Regions from separate parts of the Homo sapiens genome. Here region 1 is linked to region 2. The links are chromatin loops, found by intact Hi-C in ENCODE. Cell type or tissue: GM12878. All regions are shown on one strand. Each heading gives the region's core, and the rest is flanking DNA. Links, peaks and the distances in the headings are about the cores only.

Region 1 (10,258 bases), core at 4,948-7,447, 150 kb before region 2:
GCTGGCTACCAACAATGAAAGTCGATGACTTGTTTCACAGAGGGTGGGACTTCCAAATGTCTAGGTGCCAAATTAGAAAATGACATCAGCCTTGGAGTCTTTACTGAGGTTTTATCCTTTCAGATTTAAATATGGCTTATAGAACACTTTGAGAATCAATTTAAAGTCACTTTCCAGGGCAAAACATTATAGCCAATTAGATATTCTTAAAGAAGTATATCAACTAGTAGCACAAGAAAAAGCAAAAAAAATAGGGGCTATACCAAGTTGTTTGTCCCTATTAAAAAAAATAAATAAATGACGCTTTTCCACAACCTTTAGAAAGAGAAAGTGATAAAAATCTAAATATTATAAGTTGTCAAAAGGACTACCAGATGAAACTTAATGAGGTTAGTAGTCTATTTAAGATCTCAATCATCAGAAACTTTTAAACAGGGGTCTTTACTCCTTTATGAGTTGTTGAAACATTCTTAAGGTTTACAGCCTACCATTCAGCAAGTTAAGACCAATAAAACACCCACCTGATGAATTCAGTCTTACAACCCAAGAAGAAATAACAAAACAGAGTTGGAAAAGACACTCATTCATAACAACTGTTGTGAAATAGAGTTCAAAGAGCTTTGAAGTACAGTGATCAGATTTTTTATATATAGTACAAAAAATGGTATGCTGTTTGATGGAAAATCAGGTTCTATCCTTCAATCTACAAATAGCAGTATATGAAAATTAAAAGAGAATCAAAAATATGTAAGATAAGTTGCTGTCATGACATCATTACTTCAACCAAATTGTGGTTTTGATGCTCAAGAGGATAGTTGCAAATGTTTAGAAAGTTACAAACAATTTATTTTGAAGACAGGGAAATGGGTGAGACATAGTGCCTTTGCCTGCGAAAAATAAATCAAAACCATAAGTTTTTAAAAAATTATCTTTCTAGGGCCGGGTGCAGTGGCTCACGCCTGTAATCCTAGCACTTTGGGAGGCCAAGGCGGGTGGATCATGAGATCAGAAGTTCGAGACCAGCCTGACCAACATGGTGAAACCCTGTCTCACCTAAAAATACAAAAATTAGCCAGGTGTAGTGGCAGGTGCCTGTAATCCCGGCTACTCAGGAAGCTGAGGCAGAATTGCTTGAACCCAGGAGGCAGAGGTTGCAGTGAGCCAAGATCACGCCATTGCACTCCAGCCTGGGTGACAGAGCGAGACTCTGTCTCAAAAAAAAAAAAAGAAATGAAAAGGTGTAATATGAAGCCAGAATATTTGTCTTGGATCTCAAATGTAATGAAAAATTCTGATTGTAATTTTAAATATTTATACAAATAATGCAAAATAAAGATTATGTGAAGTTCAGAAAACCTTTTTCATTGTAGTTGAAATGCACTAGGATATTTAATAAAAGCTCAATGATAGAGTCTGAGAAAAATTAGATTCTACAGATAAAAGTAATGAAAACCTCACAATAAAATATTATTAGCATACTTTCATGTAAACACCATATAAAGTCTCTTGAAAAACTATGGCCAAACTCAAACCAGAGGTCCACATAATCATTTTAGAATTCCTTAAACGCAATACTGTTGTTTATACATTTAAAGTACATTGCTTAGGCCGGGCGCAGTGGCTCATGCCTGTAATCTCAGCACTTTGGGAGGCTGAGGCGGGTGGATCACCTGAGGTCAGGAGTTCGAGACCAGCCTGCCCGACATGGTGAAACCCCATCTCTACCAAAAATACAAAATTTATCTGGGCATAGGGTCATGCGCCTGTAATCCCAGCTACTCAGGAGGCTGAGGCAGGAGAATTGCTTGAACCCGGGAGGCAGAGGCTGCGGTGAGCTGAGATTGCGCCACTGCACTCCAGCATGGGCAACCTAGGGAAACTCCATCTCAATAAATAAATAAATAAATAAAGTACATTGCTTAAAGAAAGCCATACTTAATCAGGGAAAAGGAAAAATTCTGAAAACAGCTTTCAGAAGTATCCTGATAAACTACCAAGTTTGATAAGATGAATAATTCTACTTGTATAATAGGGCATTTCGTGTAACAACTAATACAACATTATTAATTTAAAGGTCAAACAGGCCAGGCACAGTGGCTCACGCCTATAATCCCAGCACTTTGCGAGGCCAAGGTGGGCGAATGACGAGGTCAGGAGTTCTGAGTGGCCTGGCCAACATGGTGAAACCCCGTCTCTACTAAAAATACAAAAAATTAGCTGGGCATAGTGCAGGCGACAGAGTGAGACTCTGTTTCAAAAATAAATAAATAAATAAATAAATAAAAATAAAGTTCAAACAATTGATTTGGAGTAAGGGGGAAGGGTATGGAGACTGTTCCACTTCCCTGTTTACAGATTCAAGTAGTTACACAAGACCTTCTGAGATCTAAGATGCAGTAGCTTTTTCTTAATTTGGTGGAAAGAGGGTTTTAAAACACTGTTGATAACAGAACCACCTTTATTCCTTTTTCTCTGTTTAAGTAAAATAGAAAGTCTCCCAAATAGATTTCAGGTCAATATGCTTTTCCTCAAAAATACAGTCAAGAGACTTCAGGATTTTATAAATATTCACATATTCACATAAAGTTTTCCCCCCTTTTAAATTTTTTCTGCCTTCCTCTTACATATTTCAAAGTACATTTTTCTTCTCCAGAATAATTATCCCCATCCTTTAACCTGGGAGTTAGAGGAATTTTCCACTGCAAATGTTGCTGTCTAGCTACTGTGCCCATAAATTATGTTTCTAAAGCATTGATTCTCAATGATTTCCAAAGTCGTATTCACTCCATGCTCCGAGGGTCAGACAACTTTTGGCACATCCTCAAACCTTGAAAGTAACATGGAGTTAATTCCCATGTTTATGAGACATTTGTTGCCTCCACTGTCTTCCTCAATGTGTGTGAGCTCACTCCTTTGGTGTGGAATATCTAAGAAAAGAAGGTGAGAAGGAAAAATCAGGAAATGACAATACCTTATATTTCTATGTGTTAACAAGGAGTTCCAAATACTTTTATATTATAATGCTGCATTTGTCTTTGCAACTTCCCTGTGAATGTGTCAGGGAGAGCTAAGGGGAAAGACTGGGACAATCATTTAACCTTTCAGTTTCATTATATCTTACCTGGGAATAACAATACAGGCTTGACATATTTTGGTTCTCTGAAGATAGAGTTAATAATAAATGTAATACATGAATCCATTCTCCTTTTAAAAAGTCAGAATTGGCCGGGCATGGTGGTTCATGCCTGTAATCCCAGCACTTTGGGAGGCCAAGGCAGGTGGATCACCTGAGGTCAGGAGTTCTAGACCAGCCTGGCCAACATGGTGAAACCCCATCTCTACTAAAAATACAAAAATTAGCCAGGCGTGGAGGCAGGCGTCTGTAATCCCAGCTACTCAAGGGGCCGCAGCAGGAGAATCGCTTGAACCCAGGAGGCGGAGGTTGCAGTGAGCCTAGATAGCGCCACTGCACTCCAGCCTGGGGAAGTGAGACTTCGCCTCAAAAAAAAAAAAAAAAAAAAAAGTCAGAATAGGGCAGGCACAGTGGCTCACACCTGTAATCTCCACACTTTGGGAGGCTGATGTGGGAGGATTGCTTGAGCTCAGGAGTTCAAGACCAGCATGGGCAACATTGTGAGACCTCGTCTCTATCAAAATTCAAAAAAATTAGATACGTGTGGTGGCGCATGTAGTTCCAGCTACTCAGGGGGGCTGAGGTAAGAGGATCGCTTGAGCCTGGGAGGTTGAGGTTGCACTGGGCCCTGATCATGCCACTGCACTCCAGCCTGGGCAACAGAGCAAGACCCTGTACCCCCCCCCAAAAAATGTTTTTTTAATCAGAACATTGGCCAGGCACAGTGGCTCACACCTGTAATCCCAGCACTTTGGGAGGCCGAGGCGGGCGGATCACGAGGTCAGGAGATCAAGACCATCCTGGCTAACACAGTGAAACTACTAAAAATACAAAAAATTAGCCGGGCGTGGTGGCAGGCACCTGTAGTCCCAGCTACTTGGGAGGCTGAGGCAGGAGAATGGCGTGAACCCGGCAGGCAGAGTTCGCAGTGAGCCGAGATCATGCCACTGCACTCCAGCCTGGGTGACAGAACGAGACTCTGTCTCAAAAAAAAAAAAAAAATCAGAACATTAAAAAGATGAAGCTAAAGTCTTTGTATTAGTCATGATTCCCCAGAGAAACAGAACCACTGTGTGTGTGTGTGTGTGTGTGTGTGTGTGTGTGTGTGTGTGTGTGTTAAGGAATTGGCTCACGTGATCATGGAGGCTGAAAAGTCCAAAGATCTGCAGTTGGCAAGCTGGAGACCAAGGTGAGTCAATGGTGTGGTTCCACTCTGAGAGCCAGCACAAGACCCAACAAGAGCTAATATTTCCGTTTGAGTCCAAAGGCAGAAAAAGACCAATGTCTCAGTTCAAGCAGTCAAGTAGTAGGAACTACCCGTTACTCTTGAGAGGGTCAGCCTTTTTGTTCTATTCAGGCCTTCAACTGATTATATGAGGCCCACCCACACTGGGGAGGGCCATCTGCTTTACTCAGTCTACCAATTCAAATGTTAATCTCCTCCAAAAACACCCTCACAGACACACCAAGAATAATGTTTGACCAAATATCTAGGTACACTTTGACCCAATCAAGTTTGCACATAAAATTAACCATCACTGGCCGAGCTTGGTGGCTCACTCCTGTAATCCCAGCACTTTGGGAGGCCAATGCGGGCAGGTCACCTGGGTTCAGGAGTTCGAGAGCAACCTGGCCAACATGGCAAAACCCCGTCTCTACTAAAAATACAAAAAAAAAAAAAAAAATAGCTGGGCATGGTGTTGCACGCCTGTAGTCCCAGCTACTTGGGAGGTTGAGGCAGGAGAATCACTTGAACCTGGGAGGTGGAGGTTGCGGTGAGCCGAGGTCATGCCACTGCACTCCAGCATGGGCAATAGAGTGAGACTCCGTCTCAAAAAAAAAAAAAAAATTAACCATCACAGTCCCCTTGGCCACCATCCCAACCTGCTTCTTTCCCTTCTTTCCATAGATAATCATTTTTTAGGTTGGTACACATCCTTCCCGACAAATATTTTAAATACTTCTACTTAAGTAGGCATAGAATTGGTATTTTAAATACTAATTTGCGTAGGTGGGTATGATGACGGGCACCTGTAATCCCAGCTACTCGGGAGGCTGAGACAGGAGAATCACTTGAACCCGGGAGGCAGAGGTGGCAGTGAGCCAAGATTGTGGCACTGCACTCCAGCCTGGGCAACAAGAGTGGAACTCCATCTCAATAAATAAATAAATACATACATACATACCAATTTGTTTATAAGCCTAAAGTATAGAACATAGTATTGTATCATAGTGTTTGACATAAATCGTGTCATACTGTACATACCCTTTTGTGACATGTGCTTTTCATTCAACATTATGTTTTAGAGATTTATCCCTGTTGATACATATAATACTTCATGATTATTAACTACTGTATAGTGTTCTATTACATGAATGAGCTACATTTTATTTAGTCATTCCCCCACTGATAGACACAGAAATTGTTTATTTTTCACAGCTAACAACCGTTCTATAGTAAACATCCTTGTGTACCTGTGGGTGTGTTTCTCTACCTAGAAGTGCAATGTATGTAATTCTTTCAATAGGAGACAACTAGTTTAATAAAAACTGAATGTAACATTTTAAGTTAGTCTTTTTTCTTTGTGTGTAAACTTGTGAATTGTTACTTTTTTTTTTCTTTTTTTTTTTTGAGACGGAATCTTGCTCTAGTCGCCCAGGCTGGAGTGCAATGGCACGATCTTGGCTCACTGCAACCTCTGCCTCCCGGGTTGAAGCGATTCTCCTGCCTCAGCCTCCCAAGTAGCTGGGATTACAGGCGCCCACCACATTTTTGTATTTTTAGTAGAGACGGGGTTTCGCCATGTTGGCCAGGCTGGTCTTGAACTCCTGACCTTGTGATCCGACCCCATCAGCCTCCCAAAGTGCTGGGATTACAGGCGTAAGCTACCATGCCCGGCTGAATTGCTACCTTTTGATGGAGAGCCTATGGATAGACACACTAAGAGACCAGCTACCCACCCAAACAGGGCTTTGCAGAGAGGCTGTAGTTTGGAGGGATTTGACATAATTCAGGGTTCACAACTCACTTCTGCAAATCCAGCGTCTAATTTCTGTCAGTGCACTAATTGGTAACCCTGTTTACAGTATCCAGGCACCATTGAAGCCACCTTAGGAATAAGAAAGTAGATTTTGGGCCAGGCGCGGTGGCTCACGCCTGTAATCCTAGCACTTTGGGAGGTCGAGGCTGGCAGATCATGAGGTCAGAAGACTGAGACCATCCAGGCTAACACGGTGAAACCCCATCTCTACTAAAAAAAAATACCAAAAAAATTAGCCGGGTGTGGTGGCGGGCGCCTGTAGTCCCAGCTACTCGGGAGGCTGAGGCAGGAGAATGGCGTGAACCCGGGAGGTGGAACTTGCAGTGAGCCGAGATCACGCCACTGCACTCCAGCCTGGGCAACAGAGTGAGACTCCGTCTCAAAAAAAAAAAAAAAAGAAAGTAGATTTTGGAGCTGGGCATAGTGGCATGCGGCTATAATCCCAGCTACTTGAAAGGTTGAGGCAAGAGGATGATTGAAGCCACGAGTTCAAGACCATCCTGGGCAACATAGGAATACCCCCATCTCTACAAAATATTTTTTTAGTTAACCAGGTGTAGGGATCCACGCCTGTAGTCCTAGAAACTTGGGAGGCTGAGGTAGGATGATTGCTTGAACCAAGGAATTCAAAGCATTACGTAGGTTTTATACAAAAATTTCTTCTCAAAGTCATTGGAATCACACAAGATTATTTGAGCTTTTTGGTGGTGCCTATGACTCCTAAATTTAGTTGTCATTTATAAGCACAAGCTTTGATTTTTCAGAGCTCACAAATAAGCACAAGCTTTGATTTTTCAGAGCTCACAAATTGAAATACTGATTTACATTTTTGTTTTGTTTTTTGATACAGGGTCTCACTCTGTCAACTAGGCTGGAGTGCAGTGGCACAATTATGGCTCACTGCAGCCTTGACCTCCTAGGCTCAAGTGATCCTCCCACCTCAACATCCCAAGTACTTGGGACTACAGGCACGTGCCACCATTCCCAGCTTTTATTTTTATTTATTTATTTATTTTAGAGATGAGGTTCCAGGCTGGTCTCCAACTCCTGGGCTCAAGTGATCCTCCCACCTTGGCCTCCCAAAGTGCTTGGATTACAAGCAGGAGCCACTGCTCCCAGCCAAAATACTCATTTACTGTTTTTCTTGTTGTCGTTTTTCTTTGTTTGTATGTTTTTTCTTTCTTTCTTTCTTTTTTTTTTTTTTTTTTTGAGACAGCCTTGCTCTGTCACCCAGGCTGGAGTGCAGTGGCATGATCTTGGCTCACTGCAACCTCCACCTCCGGGGTTTGAGTGATTCTTCTGCCTCAGCCTCCCAAGTAGCTGGGACTACAGGTGTGTGCCGCCACACCCGGCTAATTTTTGTATTTTTAGTAGAGATGGGGTTTCACCATATTGGCCAGGCTGGTCTCGAACTCCTGACCTCGTGATCCGCCCACCTCTGCCTCCCAAAGTGCTAGGATTACAGGCGTGAGCCACTGCGCCCGGCCTCATTTACTGGTTTTTAGGCCTATGTATAAGTGCACAAAATCCCTCATTTAGTAACTAGATACTGTTATCCCTATTTTACAGATGTGGAAACTGAGGCTCAAAAAGAGGTTAAGGAAAGTGGGGCACAGTGGCATGTGTCTGTAATCTCAGGTACTCAGGAGGCTGAGGCAGGAGAATTGCTTGAGCCCAGGAGTTTGAAACTAGTCTGGGCTGGCCGGGCTAGCCTCAAGAGGCGGAGATTGCAGATAGCACCACTGCACAAAAGAAACTAATCTGGGCAACATAGTGAGAACCTATATTAATTTTTTTTTGAGACAGGGTCTCACTCTGTTGCCCAGGCTGAAGGGCAGTGGTGTGATCTCTGCTCACTGCAACCTCCACCTCCTGGGCTCAAGCTATTCTCCCACCTCAGCCTCCCAAGTAACTGGGACTACAGATGCCCGCCACCACACCTAGCTAATTTTTGTATTTTTTGGTAGAGAGGGGGTTTCACCATGTTGGCCAGGCTGATCTCAAACTTCTGACCTCATGTGATCCACCAGCCTCAGCCTCCCAAAGTGCTGGGATTACAGGTGTGAGCCACCGTGCCTGGCCAAAAAAATTTTTTTCTAAGGTAAAGGGAATTTCCTTTTGGTCATATATCTCGGGAAATAATGGAGCCAATTCCATCCCAGGTCTGTTTGATTTCAAGCCCAGCACTTTCTCCAGAGTACCCTGTAGCCTTGCATGGTATATTTTCTTTCTCTATCCCTAACTGATCTTGTGACAATGTGTATGAAAGTGCTTTGATGCCAGGCACAATGGCACATGCCTGTAGTCCCAGCTACTCGGGAGACTGAAGCAGAAGGATCACTTGAGCCCAGGATTCAAGGCTGTAGCATGCTATGATTGTGCCTATGAATAGCCACTGAATGCCAGCCTGGGCAACATAGTGAGATCCCATCAAGAAAGTGAGAAAGGAAAGAGAGAGAGAGAGAGAGAGAGAAATAAAGAGAGAGAAAGAGAAAGAAAGATGGTGCAGATGGTGCATGTCTGTAATCCCAGCACTTTGGGAGGCTGAGGCAGACAGATCACAACATAGCGAGACCCCATCTCTACAAAAAATACAAAAATTAGCCAGGCGTGATGGTGCGTGCCTGTAGTCCCAGCTACTTGGGAGGCTGAGGTGGAAGGATCACTTGAGTCTGGGAAGTTGAGGCTGCAGGGAGCCCTGATCATGCCACTGCACTCCAGCCTGAGTGAAAGAGGGAGACCCTGTCTCAAAAAAAAAAAAAAAAGGAAGGAAGGAAGGAATCCCAGGTACTGGGATTGTCATTGGACCAGGGAGGGAGGGAGGGAGGGAGGGGAAAAGACATAGTAAAGGAATGAGGAGTTTTGAGATATAAAGGGCAAAAGTTACCATTTTTTGAAGACTTACTCTGTGTCAAGCACTGGACTACATACAGTACCTTATCTTTTTTTGACAGAGTCTTGCTCTGTCATCCAGGCTGGAGTGCAGTGGCACGATCACAGCTCACTGTAGCCTCAACCTCCTGGGTTAAAGTGATTCACCTGCCTCAGCCTCCCGAGTAGCTGTGGGACTACAGGCATGCGCCACCACACCCATCTAATTTTTGTATTTTTAGTAGAAACGAGGTTGCACCATGTTGGCCAAGATGGTCTTGAACTCCTGGCCTCAAGTGATCTACCCACCTCGGCCTCCAAAAGTGCCGGGATTACAGGTGTGAGCCACTGTGCCCAGCCCAGTACCTTATCTTTAAACCTCCCATATTATTATCTCGATATTATATATTATTATCTCCATGATATAGGTGAAAAAAATTGAAGTTTAGATAATTTAAATGACTTGTACAAGGAGGTCAGGGACAGAATTAAAACTCAGGTCCATTAGGATGCAAAATTTATGTGATTTCCACTATAACCAAGTGTATTAGTCTATTCTCACGTTGCTATAAGGAAATACCTGAGACTGAGTAATTTATAAAGAACAAATGTTTTATGGACTCACCGTTCTGTGGGGCTGGGGAGGCCTCAAGAAACTTACAATCATGGCAGGAAGCACCTCTTCATAGGGTGGCAGGAGAGAGAATGAGAGCCGAGCAAAGTGGGAAGCCTCTTAGAAAACTGTCAGATCTCATGAGAACTCACTCATTATCACAAGAACAGCATGCGGGAACTGCCCTCATGATTCAATTATCTCCACCTGGTCCCGGCCTTGACACATGAGGATTATTACAATTCAATGTACGATTTGGGTGGGGACACAAAGCAAAACCATATCCTTCTGCCCCTGGCCCCTCCCAACTCTCATGTCCTCACATTTCAAAACACAATCATACCCTTCCAACAGTCCCCCAAAATCTTTTTTTTTTTTTTTGAGATAGGGTCTCACTGTGTCACCCAGGCTGGAGTCCAGTGACATGATCTCGGTTCACTGCAACCTCTGCCTCCCGGGTTCAAGCAATTCTCCTGCCTCAGCCTCCCAAGTAGCTGGGACTACAGGCATGTGCCACCATGCCAGGCTAATTTTTTGTATTTTTATGTAAAGATGGAGTTTCACCATGTTGGCCAGGCTAGTCTTGAACTCCTGACCTTA
Region 2 (10,258 bases), core at 3,824-6,323:
AGCCTGGATGACAGAGTGAAACTCCGTCTCAAAAAAAAAAGGGAAACCACAAGGGTCAGAGCATGAACAGGCTTACATGATGCCATCACTAGGATAGATGAGGTGGTCGATACTAGCATAGCTAAGGGTCTCAGCTCTTAGCCCTCATTTTTCTTCTTTCTTTCTCTTTCTTTCTTTTTTCTTTCTTTCTTTCTTTCTTTTTCTTTCTTTCTTTCTTTCTTTCTTTCTTTCTTTCTTTCTTTCTTTCTTTCCTTCCTTCCTTCCTTCCTTTCTTTCCTTCTTTCTTTCTTTCTTTTTCTTTCCTTCCTTCCTTCCTTCCTTCCTTTCTTTCCTTCTTTCTTTCTTTCTTTTTCTTTTCTTTCTTTCTTTTTTGTTTCTTTCTTTCTTGACAGAGTTTCACTCTTATCACCCAGGCTGGAGTGCAATGGCTCGATCTCGACTCATTGCAACCTCCGCCTCTAGGATTCAAGCCATTCTCCTGCCTCAGCCTCCCGAGTAGCTGGGATTACAGGCACCTGCCACCATGCCTGGCTAATTTTTTTGTATTTTTAGTAGAGACAGGGTTTCATCATGTTGGCCAGGCTGGTCTCGAACTCCTGACCGCAGGTGATCCGCCCGCCTCAGCCTCCCAAAGTGCTGGGATTACAGGCGTGAGCCACTGCGCCCAGCCAGCCCTCATTTTTCTTACCTAGGTTTTTACTATTTGGTTTCCTAGTTTATTTTTTTTTATTAATTTTTTTTTTAAGAGATAGAGGTCTTGCTACATTGCCCAGGCTGGTCTTGAACACCTGGACTCAGGCTTAAGTGATCCTCTGGCCTCGGATTCCCAAAGTGCTGGAATTACAGGCGTGATCCGCTGTGCCAGGCTGGTTTGCTTGTTTAAACGACATGCTTTAACTTTCACCTTTTACCTGTGCGTAATCATTGAGCTTATTCTTCTACATTTCTTCTTTGCTCCCATTTTTAATTGTATTTCTACTTTGCCAGAGAGCATTCGTCAGCACTTATTCTTACATTTGTTTTAGTCTTAGATTTATATAATTGAACATGTTCAATCCTTAAGATCTGTTTTTTTGGCTAAAATTTTGCAATCATCTTTTAGTTGTATGAAACTTGACCCCTAGTAGAATCCTCAGAAAGAGTCCTTGAATACAAAATTACTTGAGTTCTTGAAAGTTTAAAGATGGAATCTTTGGCTCACACTTTTTTTCTTTTTTTTCTCTGATATGTCTGAGTCTTCTGAAACTCAGACTTTTTAAAAGCTTGAGTTTCTTCAAGAGGTTTCTTCACTGTTATCTTACTTTCTATAATTCTGTCAAGTAGTTTGATGCCAACTGATTTTCTTTTCCTGTAGGTCACTTGAGTGTTTTATTTGTTTATTTTGCCTATAGAGTCAAAGGATTTTTTTTCTAATCACTATTGTCTGTTTTACTGAGCTATGTCTCAGAGTTGATTGTCAGTATCCTCAAGTACACAGCAGGATCTTTAAATATGTAGAAGTGGATGTTGCTTTATTTCTAGAAAGTTTTGTTTAAGTTATAATTTTAAATATTATAACAGTTCTGTTCCATTGTTTGTTTTGTTTTTGTTTTTTTGAGACAGAGTCTCACTCTATTGCCCAGGCCAGAGTGCAGTGGCACGATCTCAGCTCACTGAAACCTCCATCCGCTGGGTTCAAGCAATTCTCCTGCTTCAGCCTCCCGGGTAGCTGGGATTACAGGTATGCGCCACCACGCCCGGCTAATTTTGTATTTTTTTTTTTTAGTAGAGATGGGGTTTCTCCATGTTGGTCAGGCTGATCTTGAACTCTTGACCTCAGGTGATCTGCCCACCTTGGCCTCCCAAAATGCTGGGATTACAGACGTGAGCCACCGTGCCCGGCTGTTTTTTTTTTTTTTTTTTTCTTAAGAGCTTTCAGGCCAGGCTCGGTGACTCACGCCTGTAATCCCAACTCTACTAAAAACACAAAAATTGAGTGGGCGTGGTGGCTCTCGCCTGTAATCCTAGCTTCTCGGGAGGCTGAGGCAGGATAATTGCTTGAACCTGGGAGGTGGAGGTTTCAGTGAGCCGAGATCACGCCACTGCACTCCGGCCTGGAGACCGAGCGAGACTGTCAGTTTACTCTTTGCCCCTTTAATTTGTTTTGGTTGTCTTGGTTCTTTTTTATTCACATTCTTTCTTTCCTTTTATGGCATTTTTCAATGACACCAATTCTCCCTTGGGCACCTTGTAATTTAGTTTTCTCTTCTGAGATGATTTCGTCTTTTTCTGCAATTTCTTTCCTGAGTTCAGTCAGCATGCCACATGTTCCTGTTGTTTGTTTCTATTGTGTGTGTGTGTGTGTGTGTGTGTGTGTGTTTTGAGACAGAGTCTAGCTCTCTCACCCAGGCTGGAGTGCAGTGGCACAATCTTGGCTCACTACAGCCTCCACTTCCCAGGCTCAAGCAATTCTCCTGCCTCAGCCTCCCGAGTAGCTGGGATTACAGGTGCACGCCACCACACCCGGCTAATTTTTGTACTTTTAGTAGAGATGGGGTTTTACCATGTTGGCCAGGCTGGTCTAGAACTCCTGGGCTCAAACGATCCACCCGCCTCAGCATCCCAAAGTGCTAGGATTATAGGTGTGAGCCACTGTGCCCAGCCTTAAATTTTTGATTCGCAGTAGTCTTTCATATCTGCAATTGCTTGTTTAATTATATTTATGTTTTTCTCTGCTTTACTATTCTTGTCTTTTTTTTGGAGGATATTTATTTTCATCAGCTGAAAAGTTCTGGTTCTTGCTTTTTTACCCCCTTATAGTAATTCTGTGAAGATAATCATTTTCTGATTATTGTAAAGTATCCTGGATTTTCCTGATTCGGTGATAATGTTTTGATTGATTCTATATGAAGAAAAGGATTCAGATACCTTATTTGGTTTATTGGCTCAAGAGCACCCTCTTCTGTTGATACAATAAAGTATAGTGTCTCTAATAAATTATACTTTTGGAGGGAAGGATCATTTGATCTTCTGAATGCTATTCCTCCAATGGCTACTTCTTCATGTCTTGCCTTCACAAGACTACTGTCTCTTGTACTGTGCAATTTTTAGGCTTCTTCCTTTTTTTTTTTTTACGCATCTTTCTTTCTTTCTTTTTGAGATGGAGTCTTTCTCTGTTGCCCAGGCTGGAGTGCAGTGGCACGATTATGGCTCACTGCAAACTCTGCCTCCCAGATTCAAGTGATTCTCCTGCCTCAGCCTCCTGAGCAGCTGGGACTACAGGCGTGCACCACCAGGCTCAGTTAATTTTTGTATTTTTAGTACAGACGGGATTTCACCATGTTGTCCAGGCAGGTCTTGAACTCTTGACCTCAGGTGATCCACCTGCCTCAGCCTCACAAAGTGCTGGGATTTCAGGCGTGAGCCACTACACCCGGCCAACACATCTTTCAAATAACACCTTTCCGGCCAGGTGCAATGGATCACGCCCGTCATCCCAACACTTTAGGAGGCCGAGGTGGGTGGATCTTCTGAGGTCAGGAGTTCAAGACCAGCCTGGCCAACATGGTGAAACCTGTTCTCTACTAAAAATACAAAATTAGCCGGGCGTGGTGGCACATGCCTATAATCCCAGCTACTCGGGAGGCTGAGACAGGAGAATGGCTTGAACCCAGGAAGCAGAGGTTGCAGTGAGTTGAGATCGAGCCATTGCACTCCAGCCTGGGCAACAAGAGTGAAACTCTGTCTCAAAACAAAAACAAAAAACAAATAACGCCCTTCCTTTTGATTCTTAGTGCTCTGATCCATCAGGTCTCAAACTCGTTCTTAGTTTTAATTAGGGTGGGACTTTCTTCAGAGTGTGAACCCTATGTGGTATTATCATGAGAGAAGAGAAGACTCTTCTCTCACAATTTCTGCCTCATATTTCAAATAAATGGAACTATATAATATGTGGTCTTTTGTGACTGATTCTTTCACTTAGCATAATTTCTTTGAGATTCATCCATGTTGTAGCATGTATCAGTACTTCATTCTTTTATATGGCCAAATAATATTCCATTTAATGGAATAAGTGGAATATTTGGTATAAATATATCACATTTTGTTTATTCATTCATTAGTTGATGGACATGTAGATTGTTTCCATTTTTTCCAAAGTAGCTGGATTATTTCACATTCTCATCAACAATATGTAAAGTTTCCCATTTCTCCACATTCTCAGCAACACTTGTTATTGTCTTTTTTGGGCAAAGAAAATCACTTTATTCTAATTAACTCACAAACAAAACAAAACAAAAAAATTACAACAGCTGGTTTAAGGAGGCCACACAAACATTTGACACGCCCCAAATTCTATACTATCTTAATGAAATTCTACCAAATAAGAACACCCTCTTCTATTGCAATTCTGAAGCAAGAAAGTAATGAATGACAGAGGATTGGTTTCACTGACGGTTTTACACTTTATACCTTCACTATTAAATATATATTATATATATACTTTTTTTTTTTGAGACAGATTTTGCTCTTGTTGCCCAGGCTGGAGTGCAATAGCATGATCTCGGTTCACCACAACCTGCAGCTCCTGGGTTCAAGTGATTCTCTTACCTCAGCCTCCCGAGTAGCTGGGATTACAGGCATGCGCCAGCACGCCCGGCTCATTTTTCGTATTTTTTTTTTTTTTAGTAGAGACGGAGTTTCTCCATGTTGGTTAGGCTGGTCTCGCACTCCCCACCTCAGGTGATCCGCCTGCCTCGGCCTCCCAAAGTGCTGGGATTACAGGCGTGAGCCACCACGCCCGGCTATCAATTATGTTTTTATGCTAAATTAACTTAGTTGTGAGAGCTGATTTTCCATTTCTTCAATTTGAACTTCTTGATTAGATAAATCCATTTGCAAGTCTGCACTGTTTCACCACCTCATGGAAACCCTCACAGAACTTTATGTCTCCCTGATTCTGGGCACATTCCAAAAACCATTTTATCTCATACAAGAAAGCCTACTGCTGCTGTGCCGGGTGGGTTCCCTGAGGCTTCTGGTAAGTGATGTCACCACTTGGGGGCTCAGCATTATTTACTCCACTGAAGCTCCCACTGATGGCATGACCCAGTATGTGCCCCACAGCAGAGTCCACAGCCATGCCAGCTGCAGTGATTGCCGCCCGGGCCATCAGACCTGGCTGCCGCGGAGTGCAGCAGCAGGAGAGCCAGCTGCAGAGGGTGGGGCTGCTGCTAGTGGCTGAGCTGCTGGTGCTGGCCTGGGTGTAGTTCTTATCTGAGGTTCTCAGCTGGCTAGAGGGGCCACGTGGGAGGTGCAGTTTCAGCTTCCACGTGACGTTGCAAATGTGCTGCGGCTCAGCGTCTAGACTTGTGAAACTCTATCTTTCTAAAATTATAGCCATTCTTCTGCATGTAAAATGGTATCTCGTGGTTTTGGTTTGCATTTCCTTAGTGATTAGTGATGTTGAACATCTTTATTTTATTTAGTCATTTATTTTTGAGATGGAGTTTTGCTCTGTCACCCAGGCTGGAGTGCAATGGCTCAATCTCGGCTCACTGCAACCTCGGCCTCCCAAGTTCAAGCGATTCTCCTGTCTCAGCCTCCCAAGTAGCTGGGATTACAGGCGCCCGCCACCATGCCAGGCTAATTTTTGTAGTTTTTAGTAGAGACAGCGTTTTGCCACGTTGGCCAGGCTGGTCTCAAACTCCTGACCTCAGGTGATCTGCCTGCCTCGGCCTCCCAAATTGCTGGGATTACAGGTGTGAGCAACCATGCCCAGCCTTATTTTTTGTTTTTATGTAGAGATAGTCTCACTATGTTGCCCAGGCTGGTCGTGAACTCCTGGGCTCAAGATATCCTCCCACGTTGGCAGCCCAAAGTGCTGGGATTATAGATGTGGGCCACCACGTCTGGCCCTGAATATCTTTAAATGTCTTTATCAGCCATTTGTATATCTTCTTTGAAGAAATGTCTACTTAAGCCCTTTGCTGTCCCCGCATCCGCCAACTTTTTTTTTTTTTTTTTTTTGAGTAGGAGTCTCACTCTGTTGCCCAGGCTGGAGTGCAATGGGGCAATCTCAGCTTACTGCAACCTCTGCCTCCTGGGTTCAAGCAATTCTCCTGCCTCAGCCTCCCGAGTAGCTGGGATTACAGGTACTGCCACCATGCCCGGCTAATTTTTGTATTTTTAGTAGAGACAGGGTTTCACCATGTTGGCCAGGCTGGTCGCTTTGGCCAGGCTGGTCTCGAACTCCTGACCTCCTGATCCCCCTGCCTTGGCCTCCCAAAGTGCTGAGATTACAGGCGTGAGCCACCGTGCCCGGCCCCTTTGCCCCTTTTTGAAAATTGGGCTTTTTTTTTTGGCTGGGCGTGGTGGCTCTCACCTGTAATCCCAGCACTTTGGGAGGCCAAGGTGGGCAGATCAAGAGGTCAGGAGATCGAGACCATCCTGGCTAACACGGTGAAACCCCATCTCTACTAAAAATACAAAAAATTAGCTGGGCGTGGTGGCAGGCGCCTGTAGTCCCAGCTACTCGGGAGGCTGAGGCAGGAGAATGGCGTGAACCTGGGAGGCGGAGCTTGCAGTGAGCTGAGATCGCACCACTGCACTCCAGCCTGGGTGACAGAGTGAGCCTCCGTCTCAAAAAAAAACAAAAAACAAAAAACAAACAAAAAAAAAAACAAAAAAACAAATTGGGCTTTTTTTTTTTTAAAGATTATTGAATGTTAAGGTTATACATTCTAGATAAAAGTCCCTTGTCAGATATATGGTTTGCAAATATTTTCTCCCATTCTGTAGGTTGTCTTTTTACTTTCTTGATGGTGACTTATGGTGTACAAAAATTTTAAATTTTTATGAAGCCCTATTTATCTATTTTTTTCTTTTGTCATTTGTGTTTTTGATGCTCTATCTAAGAAACTATTTCCTATCCCAGGATCACAAATATTTACTTCTATAATACTTCTATAATTTATTTTTGAATGCTAATTTTGTATCCAGCAATTTGCTAAACTCTCTAATTAATTATAATAATTTACTGTACTTTTTCTTTTTTCTTTTTCTTTTTTTCTTTTTTTTTTTTTTTTTTGAGACGAGGTTTTGCGCTTGTTGCCCAGGCTGTAGTGCAATGGCACAATCTCAGCTCACTGCAACTCCTGCCTCCCGGGTTCAAGGGATTCTCCTGTTTTAGCCTCCCAAGTAGCTGGGATTACAGGCGCCCGCCATCAAGCCTGGCTAATTTTTTGTATTTAGTAGAGGAATTTCGCCATGTTGGTCATGCTGGTTTCGAACTCCTGACCTCAAGGGATCCATCCGCCTCTGCCTCCCAAAGTGCTGGGATTACAAGCATGAGCCACTGCGCCCAGCCCTAATCTTTAATATTTTTACCTTTAATTTTTTTATTTTTTATTGCTGTTTTGTGCCTAGTAAAATATTGAATAGAAATAGTGATAATGGATATCATTGTCTCATTCCTCATTAATAGGGGAAAGCTTTTAATATTTATTCTTTAAGTTTGATGCTTGCTTTAGGTTTCTTTTAAGATTAAGGAAATTCCATTTTGCTATTTTATAAGATTAAATAAATTCTACTTTATTACTACTGACAGTTTTTCTTTTTCTTTTTTGAGACAGGGTCTTGCCCTGTTGCCCAGCCTGGAGTGCAGTGGTACAAACATGGCTCATTGTAGCCTCAACCTCCTGGGCTCAAGTGATCCTCCTCCCACCTCAACCTCCCAAGTAGGTGGGACCACAGGCATGTGCCACCATACCTGGCTAATTTTTGTATTTTTAGTAGAGATGGGGTTTCACCATGTTGGCCAGGCTGGTCTCGAACTCCTGACCTCAGGTGATCCACCTGCTGCCTTCGCCTCCCAAAGTGCTGGGATTACAGGCGTGAGCCAATGCGCCCAGCCAGTTGGTTTGTTTGTTTTCAAATCTGTAGTATCACCTTACAGTTTCTAATTCCTTAAGGAGTATTTAAATAGGGGTTTTAACAGTATCTAGAGTCATAGTGGATGGCAGATGTATTTGTATTGTCTGTTGTTTCTGATGCTTCTTGCTCAATCTTTGTTGTCTCTCACTGTGTGTCTCGTTATCTTTTTTCTTTTTTCTTTTGAGAGAGTCTCACTCTGTTGCCCACGATGGAGCGCAGTGGCTCAATCTCGGCTCACTGCAACCTCTGCCTCCTAGGCTCAAGCAATTTTCATGCCTCAGCCTCCTGAGTAGCTGGGACTGCAGGTGTGCTGGTCTTGAACTCCTGACCTCAAGTGAGCCACCTCCCCGGCCTCCTGAAAGTGCTGGGATTACAGGCACGAGCCACTGTGCCTGGCTCTGGTTATTTATTTATTTATTTATTTATTTATTTATTTATTTATTTTTTGAGACGGAGTCTCGTCCTGTTGTCCAAGCTGGAGTGCAATGGCACGATCTCAGCTTACTGCAACCTCCGCCTCCCGAGTTCAAATGATTCTCCTGCCTCAGCCTTTCAAGTAGCTGGGATTACTGGTACCCACCACCACGCCCAGCTAAATTTTGTATTTTTAGTAGAGACGGGGGTTTCACCATGATGGCCAGGCTGGTCTCGAACTCCTGACCTCGTGATCTGCCCACCTCAGCCTCCCAAAGTGTTGGGATTACAGGCGTAAGCCACCACATCTGGCCCCTGATTATCCTTAGTTATGTGTTGGATATCCTATTTGAAGAATTATTGTTATTATTATTATTGAGATGGAGTCTTGCTTTTGTCGCCCAGGCTGGAGTGCAGTGGCGCGATCTTGACTCACTGCAACTGCATCTCCTGGGTTCAAGCAATTCTCCTGCCTCAGCTTCCCGAATAGCTGGGATTACAGGTGCCTGCCAACATACCCAGCTAATTTTTGTATTTTTAGTAGAGATGGGGTTTCACCATGTTGGCCCGGCTGGTATCGAACTCCTTACCTCCGGTGACCCACCCGCCTTGGCCTTCCAAAGTGCTGGGATTACAGGTGTGAGCCGCTGTGCCCGGTCCTGAAGAATTATTTATAGAAATAATTTGAGACTTGGAATAATATTATCTTTTCCCAGAAAGGATTTTTTTGTTCCTTACCAAGTGCCTGGGGCACTAATAGTATGGGAAGAGTACGGGATTACCTTATTCCAAGTTTAAATCTTGGTATTTTGTGGGCCATTCAAATGATAAATCTGATCTATAGAGGTCATGAAGGCTAATTTACTTCTGGTTCGTCCTTACTACTAGGGTGTAGCTATCTAGTTTCCAAACCCAAAGCAGGGAACAGTACACCTTAGATTCCACCTTTTGTCCCCCAGCCCCATAAACCAACAAATGAGCAGCTCAGCTTCTCACATACCTCTTTGGAATGGTCAAACACCTTAAGGTTAAAAGCTATCCCTGCATGCTATGCTAACCTCTCTGGGTTTCTGGCCTCTCTCTAAGCTTGCCTTAGTCATGACTCACCTGAAAGCATTAGTGGTCTGGAAACAAAGCTTGAGGAATTTTTTGTTTCCATATTCCAGAGTGTAGTCCTTTGAGTTCTCTCTGCACAAGAGTGTAATTTGCACTAGGAGTCCCCTTTGGCTGGTGGACAGCTTCAGCTGCTTTCTTCAGTTCCCAGTGTCCACCCCAAAGCACTGCTTGCCTATCAGTTGTTTCCTGGGCTGGGCAAATGACCCCTGGAGCAAAGACTACAACAGAATCCTAGTTGAGAGAGAGAGAGAGAGAGAGAGAGAGAGAGTGTGTGTGTGTGTGTGTGTGTGTGTGAGAGAGAGAGAGAGAGAGACAGAGACAGAGACACACACACACAGAGAGAGAGATATCCAGAGTCCAGGGTCTACTTTCCTGGTGGCTGCAGGTCACTAACTCATTGTCTCATGTGTCCCTCTCACTTAAGGAACACCTTTTGCTTGGTAAATGCCTCTGGAGGGAAGAGGCCCTGGCTCACTTCTTTCTGTTCTGAGCACAAATTACCCTCACCACCACCCTGGCCCAAGCTACCATCATCTATCTCCTGGATTTAACTGAGTTCCCAGCTTCCACCTTTGCCATTCTATTCTCCTCATAAAAGTGACTGATCCTTTAAAAGAATAAATCAGACATGTCACTTCTTAGTTTAAAACCTCCCAGTGTCTTTTAAACCCACTCAGAATAAAATCCAAAATCGTTCCCATGACCTACAGGGACTTATATAACCTGATCCCTGGTTACCACTCAGATCTTATCACCTGTACTTCAGTCACACTAGCTTCCTGCTGTTCCTCAAACAAGCCAGTTATGCTTGAGCCTC

Evidence for each region. Peaks named below come from ENCODE experiments on the same cell type or tissue, not always from the same donor. Only the 100,000 strongest peaks of a DNase experiment are listed, where the experiment ranks them.
Region 1: a loop joins it to region 2, with 4 times the contacts of the local background. A loop is called at or near these places in 1 of 110 quality-filtered maps.

The regions. Positions count from the first base shown.
Region 1 is chrX:123,933,494-123,943,751 of GRCh38, reverse strand. No RefSeq gene overlaps it. Among named protein-coding and RNA genes, the nearest start is that of STAG2-AS1, 23 kb to the left of the region's middle. In GM12878, for the core only: no CTCF peak of the experiment used is centred there; no DNase peak of the experiment used is centred there.
Region 2 is chrX:123,780,061-123,790,318 of GRCh38, reverse strand. It overlaps the pseudogene CHCHD2P1. Among named protein-coding and RNA genes, the nearest start is that of THOC2, 52 kb to the right of the region's middle. RefSeq lists an enhancer at 5,319-5,498. In GM12878, for the core only: no CTCF peak of the experiment used is centred there; a DNase peak (open chromatin) is centred at 5,298.